Linked DNA regions of Mus musculus: region 1 is linked to region 2. A link is a contact called in ENCODE Hi-C data. All regions are on one chromosome and are shown on one strand. Each heading gives the region's core, a stretch centred on a gene start or an enhancer-like site at or near the end of the contact. The rest is flanking DNA. Distances are from core to core; before and after follow the strand shown. Region 1 holds the start of Spock1 (sparc/osteonectin, cwcv and kazal-like domains proteoglycan 1). Region 2 overlaps Nfil3 (nuclear factor, interleukin 3, regulated).

The links. A loop is a pair of places that touch in the nucleus more often than their neighbours do.
Region 1: a map of T-helper 17 cell shows a loop between it and region 2 (83-fold over the local background). The contact joins the promoter of Spock1 here to the enhancer-like site in region 2. A Hi-C loop is called at or near these places in 3 of 37 maps with a recorded cell type or tissue (T-helper 17 cell and regulatory T cell).

What each region holds. Positions count from the first base shown.
Region 1 is chr13:57,906,878-57,911,682 of GRCm38, reverse strand. It overlaps Spock1 (sparc/osteonectin, cwcv and kazal-like domains proteoglycan 1), which reads left to right and starts at 3,351. Exons shown (of 12, transcript NM_009262.3): 1 at 3,351-3,491; 2 at 4,096-4,281. The coding sequence starts at 4,096.
Region 2 is chr13:52,972,196-52,977,070 of GRCm38, reverse strand. The region is part of intron 1 of Nfil3 (nuclear factor, interleukin 3, regulated); the gene reads left to right. Among named protein-coding and RNA genes, the nearest start is that of Nfil3, 6.4 kb to the left of the region's middle. Within about 2 kb of position 3,205, at least 1 of the 3 ENCODE cell types and tissues checked has a DNase peak (open chromatin) inside an H3K27ac peak, as active enhancers do.

The DNA of each region.
Region 1 (4,805 bases), core at 2,102-4,601, 4.9 Mb before region 2:
CTAGCCAGGAGCACATGTTTGAGGATCCATTAAACCGAAAATAAAACATGTGGGCTCCCTGGAAATGAGAACTATGTTAAAACAAGGAGTTATTATACTTGTATGCGAGCCAATGAAGAGCAGAAATACAGCCCCAAGGCACGGTATTGATTTGGTCCTGGGTGCTTCTTACAGCCGAATAAATCTCACACCCCTCCCCGGAAGCGCCGGCTGAGCGGATGGCAGGGGTCCAGCTGCCAGCCTCTTCACCCTACTACAAGGTTAAGTCCGTTCTTGGCTCAGACCTGCTCTGACACCCTCCTCCAGCCTGGCCGGTGCTGGCTGCCCTTCCTGTGAACAGTGGTTACAGGGACAATTCCAGTTGTGAGGCTGGCACCTGGCCAAGAGCAGATGCCCTCTAATTAAACTAGGGACAGGTCTTCCCAGAAAAAAAAAAATCAGAAATTTGCTCTGAAGACCCAAAGGTTGGAGATGGCGGGTGGAGGTGGGGTAGAGGGAGGGGGTTAAGACTTCCAGGTGCATCAGGGTTCTGGCGTTTGCTTGTTCTGGCCATTACTGGATTTATTGAGTGTTCAATGTCAAGTTCCGAGGTAAGCCTAGGGATACAGGTGTGAAAAGCGTATGCCCCCGTGGGCACCCTGAAAATGCTGAGTATGAAGCTGGGAATAGAGTGGGAAGCTTCTAAACCGTTGTGGGCAGGGGTGGGGGGTTGACTTACAGACTCTCAGCAGGGGCCACAAGGGATTGCAGATGCCTAGGGGAAGGATGCTAAGGTGGAATAGTAAGGTGTGGCTGAGGCTCCGGTACAGGAAGATGATCCGTGACGCCGGGAGTGGTGGCACACGCACGCCTTCAATCCCAGCACTCGGGAGGCAGAGGCAGAGGCAGAGGCAGAGGCAGAGGCAGAGGCAGAGGCAGAGGCAGAGGCAGAGGCAGAGGCAGAGGCAGAGGCAGAGGCAGAGGCAGAGGCAGAGGCAGAGGCAGAGGCAGAGGCAGAGGCAGAGGCAGAGGCAGAGGCAGAGGCAGAGGCAGAGGCAGAGGCAGAGGCAGAGGCAGAGGCAGAGGCAGAGGCAGAGGCAGAGGCAGAGGCAGAGGCAGAGGCAGAGGCAGAGGCAGAGGCAGAGGCAGAGGCAGAGGCAGAGGCAGAGGCAGAGGCAGAGGCAGAGGCAGAGGCAGAGGCAGAGGCAGAGGCAGAGGCAGAGGCAGAGGCAGAGGCAGAGGCAGAGGCAGAGGCAGAGGCAGAGGCAGAGGCAGAGGCAGAGGCAGAGGCAGAGGCAGAGGCAGAGGCAGAGGCAGAGGCAGAGGCAGAGGCAGAGGCAGAGGCAGAGGCAGAGGCAGAGGCAGAGGCAGAGGCAGAGGCAGAGGCAGAGGCAGAGGCAGAGGCAGAGGCAGAGGCAGAGGCAGAGGCAGAGGCAGAGGCAGAGGCAGGCGGATTTCTGAGTTCGAGGCCAGCCTGGTCTACAGAGTGAGTTCCAGGACAGCCAGAGCTATACAGAGAAATCCTGTCTCGAAAAACAAAACAAAACAAAACAAAACAAAACAAAACAAAACAAAAAAAGATCCGTGACGACTGGAAAAGATGATCCGTGACGACTGAAGAGCCAGGAATGGCCATGCTGCAGGAGTTCATAGAAAGAGCCCAGGCTTGAGCAGGGCAGGCGGCTGGTGTGGCCAATCACTTAACTCAAAGGTAGATTAAGATGGCTTGATGAAAGAACTGGTTATGAGGAGGCAAAAATGACATCGGGTGTGACTCTTCAGAACAGGGGTGCTGACAAAACATGGCTGGGGAATGAGAGGTAATGCTTGCACAGGCCCGTATGTGAGCTAGAGCGCGGGACAAAGGCGGCGGCTGCGGCGGCAGGTGCGCAGGGGAACAAGCCGGGCAGCTGCCTTCCCAGCCACGGTACTGCGGTCCTGGGACTTGGGCGGGCTCCTAAGGTACGTGTCCGCAGAACACTGAGCCCCAACTTGGCACATAAGTTTCTCTTGAAATGAGATGCATTCCTCTCACTATCCCAAGCCTCTCTCTCTCCAGCTATGACATCAGATACTCACTGTGTTCATCCCCGTGATAAGATACTCTCTGGGTGAGGTGTTTCCCCAACATGAAAAAAAAAGACTCCACTTCTCCTGTACTAAGGCCTCCCAGAATGCACAAGAACTGCAATTCACATGCTTAAACCATGCCATCTGCCCAATTATTACAGCACGACTCACAACCGGCCACATCATCGTGGTGGCATATTGAAAAGCAGGGCTCAGGATCCCTCTGATACTGACTGTTGGTGGTGTGTCATGACTGGTGCAGCTGCTGAGAGCAAGGCAGATCGCACTGTCAGAGAGTTCCAGCCCACGGGAAGGTCACGCTTGCCATAAGTGACCTTAAGCGCAGTGAGCTTGCAGCTGGAGAAACACTGAGTTCTCAGGGCAGTGTCACCGAGGTCCTGGCCTGAATCACAGGGACCACAAATCTCGGAACAAATGGAGATGAGGCAGCTGCAGAATGCATTCAGATATTCTGGTAGCTCAAGTCTGCCCAGGGGCAAAGTGATCCCAGGCCTGGAGGAGCCCTTGCCACTGGGGTCTGACCCCAAGGCTAGCCTGTGTAGAAAGTGGGGACAAGAAGGCAGGGGTGGGTGGGTGGGTGGGGGCAAACAGAGGCAGAAGGGTAAGAGGGCAAGGACCAGGTGTGCAGGGGACTAGGGTTTGGGTGTTTCTCAGGGAAGTGTCCTGAAGGGTTTTGAGTTTGGTGTGTGTGTGTGTGTGTGTGTGTTCAGGGCTATAGGCTATAGCTGTGCCAAGAAGTAGGCAGCGATGCACCTGTTAAGTCGCTCCCACCCCTATTAAACCAAACACGCTGAGTATTTGGAAAGAGAAGAGAGGGCTGGGTCAAGGCCAGCTTTCTCCTTCTGTCCGTGCTTGAAGCTGGAGGTCGGTTCCACAGGACTCTTAGGGGTGGCTCTGGTTGGAGATCAGACTTAGAGATGCTGGGTGTATGGCTTGAACCAGGGAGTAGAGAAGTTCACCTAAATATTGTCTGTGCACAAGACGCAACAGGGACTCATTTAAAGGGCCGACTCTTGGAGAGAGTCTCCTCTCTCCACCGTAGAGATTCTGAGACGGGTGTCCCAAGCACTTACTCGTTGAGAGTCCCTCAACACTGGCGACTTCTTGGCCTTCTAACATCATTTCCCTGAGCTTGAAATCTGTGTCAGCCCTGTAGAGCTGCGAATGAATCACGCTCCCGGATGGGACCGCTGAGCGCCAAGTAGCCGCCAGGGGGCGCCAGAGGCCTCGGCTAGGAGCTCAGGCTTCTCCGCCCGCGGACGCCGCGCCCGAGACGAGCCAGAGCGCTGCGGGCTCACAAAGCGGCCGGACGCGCGGCGGCGGCAGGTGCGCAAGGGAACGAGCCGGGCATCAGCCTTCCCAGCCACCGCGGTACAGGAACCCCAGCAACTCGGGCGCCGGGACTCGGGCGGGCTCCCAAGGTACGTGTCCGCAGAACACTGAGCCCCAACTTGGCATATTTGGCGTAGTTGGGACCTTCCTGAGGCCATCTCCCGGGCTGGCAGGGTCAGGGCCTGGGGGCATTTCTGCGTGTCCCTGTTGCGCAGAAGCCGCGGGCCGGGAGCAGAGAGACCTTTGCCTTAGCTGGGAACGGGAAGCCCGGCTTGAGGGCACCCCAAAGCCCCCGTCTGCCAGAGCCTGGGATGATGCTCAGAGCGCCGTTATCCCTATCCCTACACCAGAGCTGTGGGGCCCGTCTGTGGGAGTGCGGCTGGCACATTGAGCATCCGGGTTTTGGGGGAGATGTACTGGAGCCCCACAACGGAGAGCCGGTGAGAGGGTCTTCAGTAGTTTGACGGCGGCCCCGAGTCGGTGACCTAGGCTCTGCGTTTGTAGCTGTTTCCATGCATAAGGGCTCTCCAGGTGCAACCTCCGTCCCAGGTGTGAGAGGGACCACCCTGTCCCCGCGGTGAGCCCAGGCGCTGCAGCTTGTGCGCGCCCCTAGGCGCCCAGACACCCGGTGGGAGTGAGGGGCTTGAGGTAGCCCTGTTGTCACCGGCTCACGCCCGTGTGCCCTGCCCCCAGATGCCAGCGATCGCGGTGCTCGCGGCGGCCGCCGCGGCGTGGTGCTTCCTCCAAGTGGACAGCCGGCACCTGGACGCGCTGGCCGGTGGCGCGGCCCTCAACAACGCCAATTTCCTAGACAATGACCAGTGGCTGAGCACTGTCTCCCAGTATGACCGTGACAAGTACTGGAACCGCTTCCGAGATGTGAGTTCGGCTGGGGGTGGAAAATGGGGGGGGGGGGCTCAGAGACCAGTGTAGGGGTTGGGGGTGGTAGGTTCAAACCTCTCATGGAGGTCCACAGTGCATCCGTCTAGCCTGAGAGGAACTTTAAAGAGAACTTGGAAGGCTGGGTGCTCTTGCGTGTTACCTGTATTCCAGGTATGTGCACTTGTAGGATCGATGCAGCTGTCCTCACAGAAACAGGGCACAAACCTTAAGCAGCTTGGGGAGAGGGGCTCTCCAAGTGTCTGAGAGCTACTGATGGCAGACTGACTTTACCAAACCCTGGAAGGAAGGTCCTGGGAGCTGCAGGATCTGGCTATCTTTTGGGTGCATCAGGAAAAAAAAATCTCTAGTGATGTGTATAGCTCATTTATTAAGAAGCCATGAGGTCAGGCATGAGGGGAGGTCTTGGGGGCCTCCTGGCAATGAACTTGATGGGATAGCAGGGAACAGTGCAGTGGCTTGGAGTCTTCCAGACTTCAGTGGAAGGGAAAAGGGAACAGGCA
Region 2 (4,875 bases), core at 1,956-4,455:
AAGCAGTCCAGCGTAGAGTTTCAAAAGATGAGAGTTGTGCTAGCTGTGTTCATGCTCCTCCACCGTTCTGCCTGTCCCTTCAACGAGAGTGAACACAAGCTCACTGTACTTTGTGAAACAGTTTCCTTTTCTGTGTTGAGGGCTTATCTTGGCAATTATAACATCACCATGATGCAACAGCCTGCAAATTAAAACCCTTTGTGAAAGGCTGAGCACAGAGTTGAGCAAGGCCCCTGACTCACTCCCGCCAGCGGAGATTTCTAGCTGACCTAGCCGTGATCATCAGTGGGTTCCTGGGTTCCAAGATGCAGGTCTGATTGAAGCGTGGGCTGGAAAGGCGGGGTCAGAGTGCTCGGCGTTATTTTTACCCGGCTTCGGAATAATGAGGCGCACGCCTCATTATTTCCATTGTGACCCAGATGGCATTGATGCTGTTAAGAGTTGTTTATTTTTAATTTGTATTGAGGAATGAGAGCACGCTGGGGATTCAAGTCAAACATAACAAACAATGTAATTGAGGTTTCCCCCGCTGATGCTCACTTCTTGTTTTTGTCAGGTATGCCCCGCGTTTCACAGGGTTAGCACATTGTTTGATATCCTGTTATTTTTCTCGATTTTATTTGAGTTGATTTTTATCCAGATTGGACTCACAAGCGAATGTTGAAAGACACTGACCTTTGCCCACAGACAATTACATAAGAGGGTTTTTCAGTTTCAAAATGAGTTTTTATTGCCACCACCCCCACTTACCTCTCACATTTCTTTGTAACTAATTTTCCTGTAGTTAGAAACGGGTTGTGGTGGGGGAGGGGTGGGGGGCTTTTGTTTCTCGTATGGCTTTAATTAGAGTTTGGGCTTGTTTTTGAAGTTTAGTGGGGATTTGCTGGATGCCATTCGTTAATAATCCGGGCTCTGTGGACCTGGTTTCATTGGAGTTTGGGTGTTTATAAGTCTTTCACTGATCAGAACACGGTGTCTTTTATTAACTTTCTAGGGATCTTAAATGTAATTAAGTAGCCTTCAAATAAACCTTCCACTCTCTTCCTAAGGCACACGGCACAATAAATAGTACTTACAGTCACGGGCTGATTAGGAAAGTGAGTGAGAACGTTAAAAACCAGGCTGGGGAGATTGGGAACATTTCCGCCATCCCAGATCCCCAGCACACACCCTCTTCTGTAACGTTGTGATGCTGTTCCCCTTATGCTCTAACTAGTCAAAGTTGTGACATTTGTGTCCCTAAGATGCAGAGGAGACTAGAGCTGTACCTCAACTGGTAGCATTTGCCTAGTATTCCCAATGCCCTGGGTCCTGTCTCCAGCACCCCATACACCAATGTCAGAGTAGATACCTACAGTCCCAGTGCAGAAGAAGAGGTGAATGCAGGATTAGAAGCTCATGATCATGGCAAAGTCAAAAAGAAAGACTCCGGGGAACTTACTAATTTGATCAATTATATTTTCCAAAAATGTGACAAATAGGGGCCGGGATGATGACTGGGCTGGAGCCCTTGCTACTGCTCCGGAGGACATAATCAGGCAGCTCACTACTGACTGTTAACTCCAGCTTCAGGGGCTCCAGTGCCCTCTTCTGACCCCTACAGGCACTGGTACAATGTGACAGATGTTCACACAGTAGCACATAAATAAAAACAGTATCCTTTCTTCAAATTACTATTTCACAGGTATAATGTTCCCATTTTGAAGCTTCTCAACTAAGGTTTTTCAAAATACATTTCTATATATACACACACACTCGTATATTCTCTCTGTGTGTGTCTCTGTCTCTTCACCCCCCTCCCCCACTGTTGTCTCTCTGAGCTTCTCCTCAAGCTGTGAAGTTGCTTTAATGGGTGCCCCTGTCTTTCCTGCTTGTGCCTGACTTCAGACTTGCTCCATAATGTTGCAAACCCTTGCACTGTAGAGATTGCCAGTTAAACACTAGTTCATGTTTCAATCAACAAAGTACAGGGGTGGGCTAATCAAATGTGGGGTTGTCATCCAATTCATTAAGGTTAAAACCTAATGTTCAAGTAATCCCTTGTTGAACTTGGAATCTTTTCTGTTCCTGTAAGCTGAATCAGGTTTTGACACATTTATTTACAGATGCATCCAAACAGAAAAAGTGGGTCAGTTTGTTGCCGAGATAGGGCTGGCCTGGCAGTGAGAGATGGCTCATGTGTGTGTGTGCCCCACGTGTGTGTCAAGCACGTGTCTCTCCTGGCCCTGGGTGGACTTTGGACTGCTGAGTGACTTCAGGCCCTGAGCTAAGCACTCAGGAACTAGAGTGTTTTGTTCTTGATGTAAAATGTCAGTGGATTAAAGTGCTTGCTGTGCAAACCCAATGACCTGAATTCAGTTTCCAGATCCCACAGTGGAAGGGACAGAACCAACTTCTGAATGTTGCTGGCCTCTGATCCCCGACATGGACCCTCATGATAATACTTAATAAGATTTGTAAAGATAAAAGGCTTAACTCCTGTCTGTGGAGGTGACGAATTGATTGGTTAACTTCCACAATTTTCACAGATAGAGGTTGGAGGGATGGCTTCCTGTTAAGAGGACCCGAGTTCAGTTCCCAGCAAACACACACACACACACACACACACACACACACACACACACACACCCCAGGCAGCTCACGACCAGCCTTGTTGTGGATTTTTTATATCATTTATTTGTTTGTTTGTTTGTTTTTTGAGACAGGGTTTCTCTGTGTAGTCCTGGCTGTTCTTGAACTCACTTTGTAGACCAGGCTGGCCTCGAACTCAGAAATCCGCCCGCCTCTGCCTCCCCAGAGCTGGGGTTAAAGGCGTGCGCCACCATGCCTGGTGATTTTTGATATCTAAACAAGGACGATGTTCTGTGCTCTGTGCAGAGGGCTTATTCATTTCTGTTTCTGTAGAATGTGAACTGCCACAAGTCCCCTCTGGGAGGTCAGAGGTTGGAGACGCACATGCGTTTCTGTAGTAACCGTTGGGGAACACCTGCAGGATGAACTCTTGTTCCGAATTTATGTTGTCTATTTGGATCCTTTTTGCAGCCTTTTCTTAGGTCAGGTCTTATTTTAATTGCCAAGTATTTAGGTCATCTGACTTAAATATACTCAAGGATCTGGGCTTATGAAATTCAGCTCTTGCCTGTAGCAGGTTATAAAGAAAAGCACGTGGTAACAGTGATGGTGTCTTCACAGTAGGCGTGGGAAAGTATGCCAGCTGGCATGACGCGATGCCTGCACCCCAATTTCTCTTTTTTATTTGTGTCTTTAAGCAGTCCTATCAGCTAATGGGTGTAATGGAGTTAATGGCGCTAACAGGGGGTAACATCATAGAATTGGCATTTCGTGTCAGTTATTCACTAAAAAAAGAAACATAGTGACTAAGGTAGCTCAACGGTCTGTGTTGATTTCAAACAGTGACGCACCGGTGAAGTCATGGCTAGATTAGTCACGAAGTGAGAAACTGGGATCCGAAGCAGTCATCGTGCACACTGAGGGTTTTAGAAGGCGGCCTCAACTGTGCTGAGGAGGTGGCTCACTGGGTAAAATGCCTGTTGTGGAGTATGAGGACTTGAGTTCAGATCCCCAAAACCCATGGGGCAGTAGCGCATGCTTGGGTCCCCAGTGCTGGGGTGGCAGAGAGCAGAGACAAGCAGATCCTGGGAGCTGTAATAAAGGCAACATCCCAGTGTTAGCCTGCAGCCTTGACACACACATGCACTTTATGACTATTATAATAAAATAAAAATATTGTCAGCTGTGTTTTCCCTGCATCCATTGTTGAGGAACACAGACTCGAGAGCCATCTTTGGTTTTAACTGCTGTGATCTCTGGCTGGTGGCTCAGTCTTTTGGCTGCTTCTTCCATGTGGGTCTACTTAAAAGCTAGAGTCACCAGAGAGGACTGGAGAGAGAACAGCAACTGAGAGAATGCCTCCCTAAGATTCAGCTGTGGGCCAATCTGTAGAGCATTTTCTTAATTAGTGATTGGTGGGGAAGGGCCCAACCCATTGTGGGCGGGGCCAACCTGGGCAGGTGGTCCTGGGTTCTGTAAGAAAGCAGGAGGAGCAAGCCAGGAGGAGCAAGCCAGTAAGCAGCGCCCCTCTGCCTGGGCTCCTGACTTCAGGTTCCTGACCTGTTTGAGTTCCTGCTCTGATTGCCTTTGATGATGAATAGCAATGTGGAAGCGTTAGTCAGGTAAAACCTTTCCTCCCCAAGATGCTCTTTGGTCATGGTGTTTCATCACAGCAGTAGAAACTGTAACTAACACAATGTACAATGTTGAAATAGATATACTTTTGGTTTTGTTTAAAAGATAATATAATGGGACTGGAGTGTTGGCTCAGCAGTTAAGAGCACTTGTTGCTCTTACAGAGGACCTGGGTTCAGGTCCAGGCGATCCAATGCCTTCTGACCTTCAAGTGTACCAGGCAGGCAAAACACTCATAACTGTATATGGTTTTTTTTTTAAGATAGTAAAAGGGGCTGAAGAAATAACTCATTGCTTAAGAATGCATATTGCTCTTTTAGGGGACCTGAGTTCAGTTCAGTTGCCAGCGCCCACGGTGAGCAGCTTACAAAGTGTTGTAACTCTAGCTCTTGGAGGACCTGAAGTCTCTGGCCTTTGCAGGCACTGGCATGTACATAGACACAAAAACATACACATAAACACATATGTTTTTAAAGATTAATGATGATGATGATGGTGGTGGTGGTTGGAACAGGTGTAAGAGGTTGAGATAAGATGATCACAAGTTCAAGGCCAATAGCTGTCTGTCTTTTTCACTGTTTCAACATAGGTTCAACTCTCAGGAGATTAAAATTTGGCTGTAAAATAGCCCACACCCACTGAGGGCAGCTCCGGACAGTCCTTCTTGGT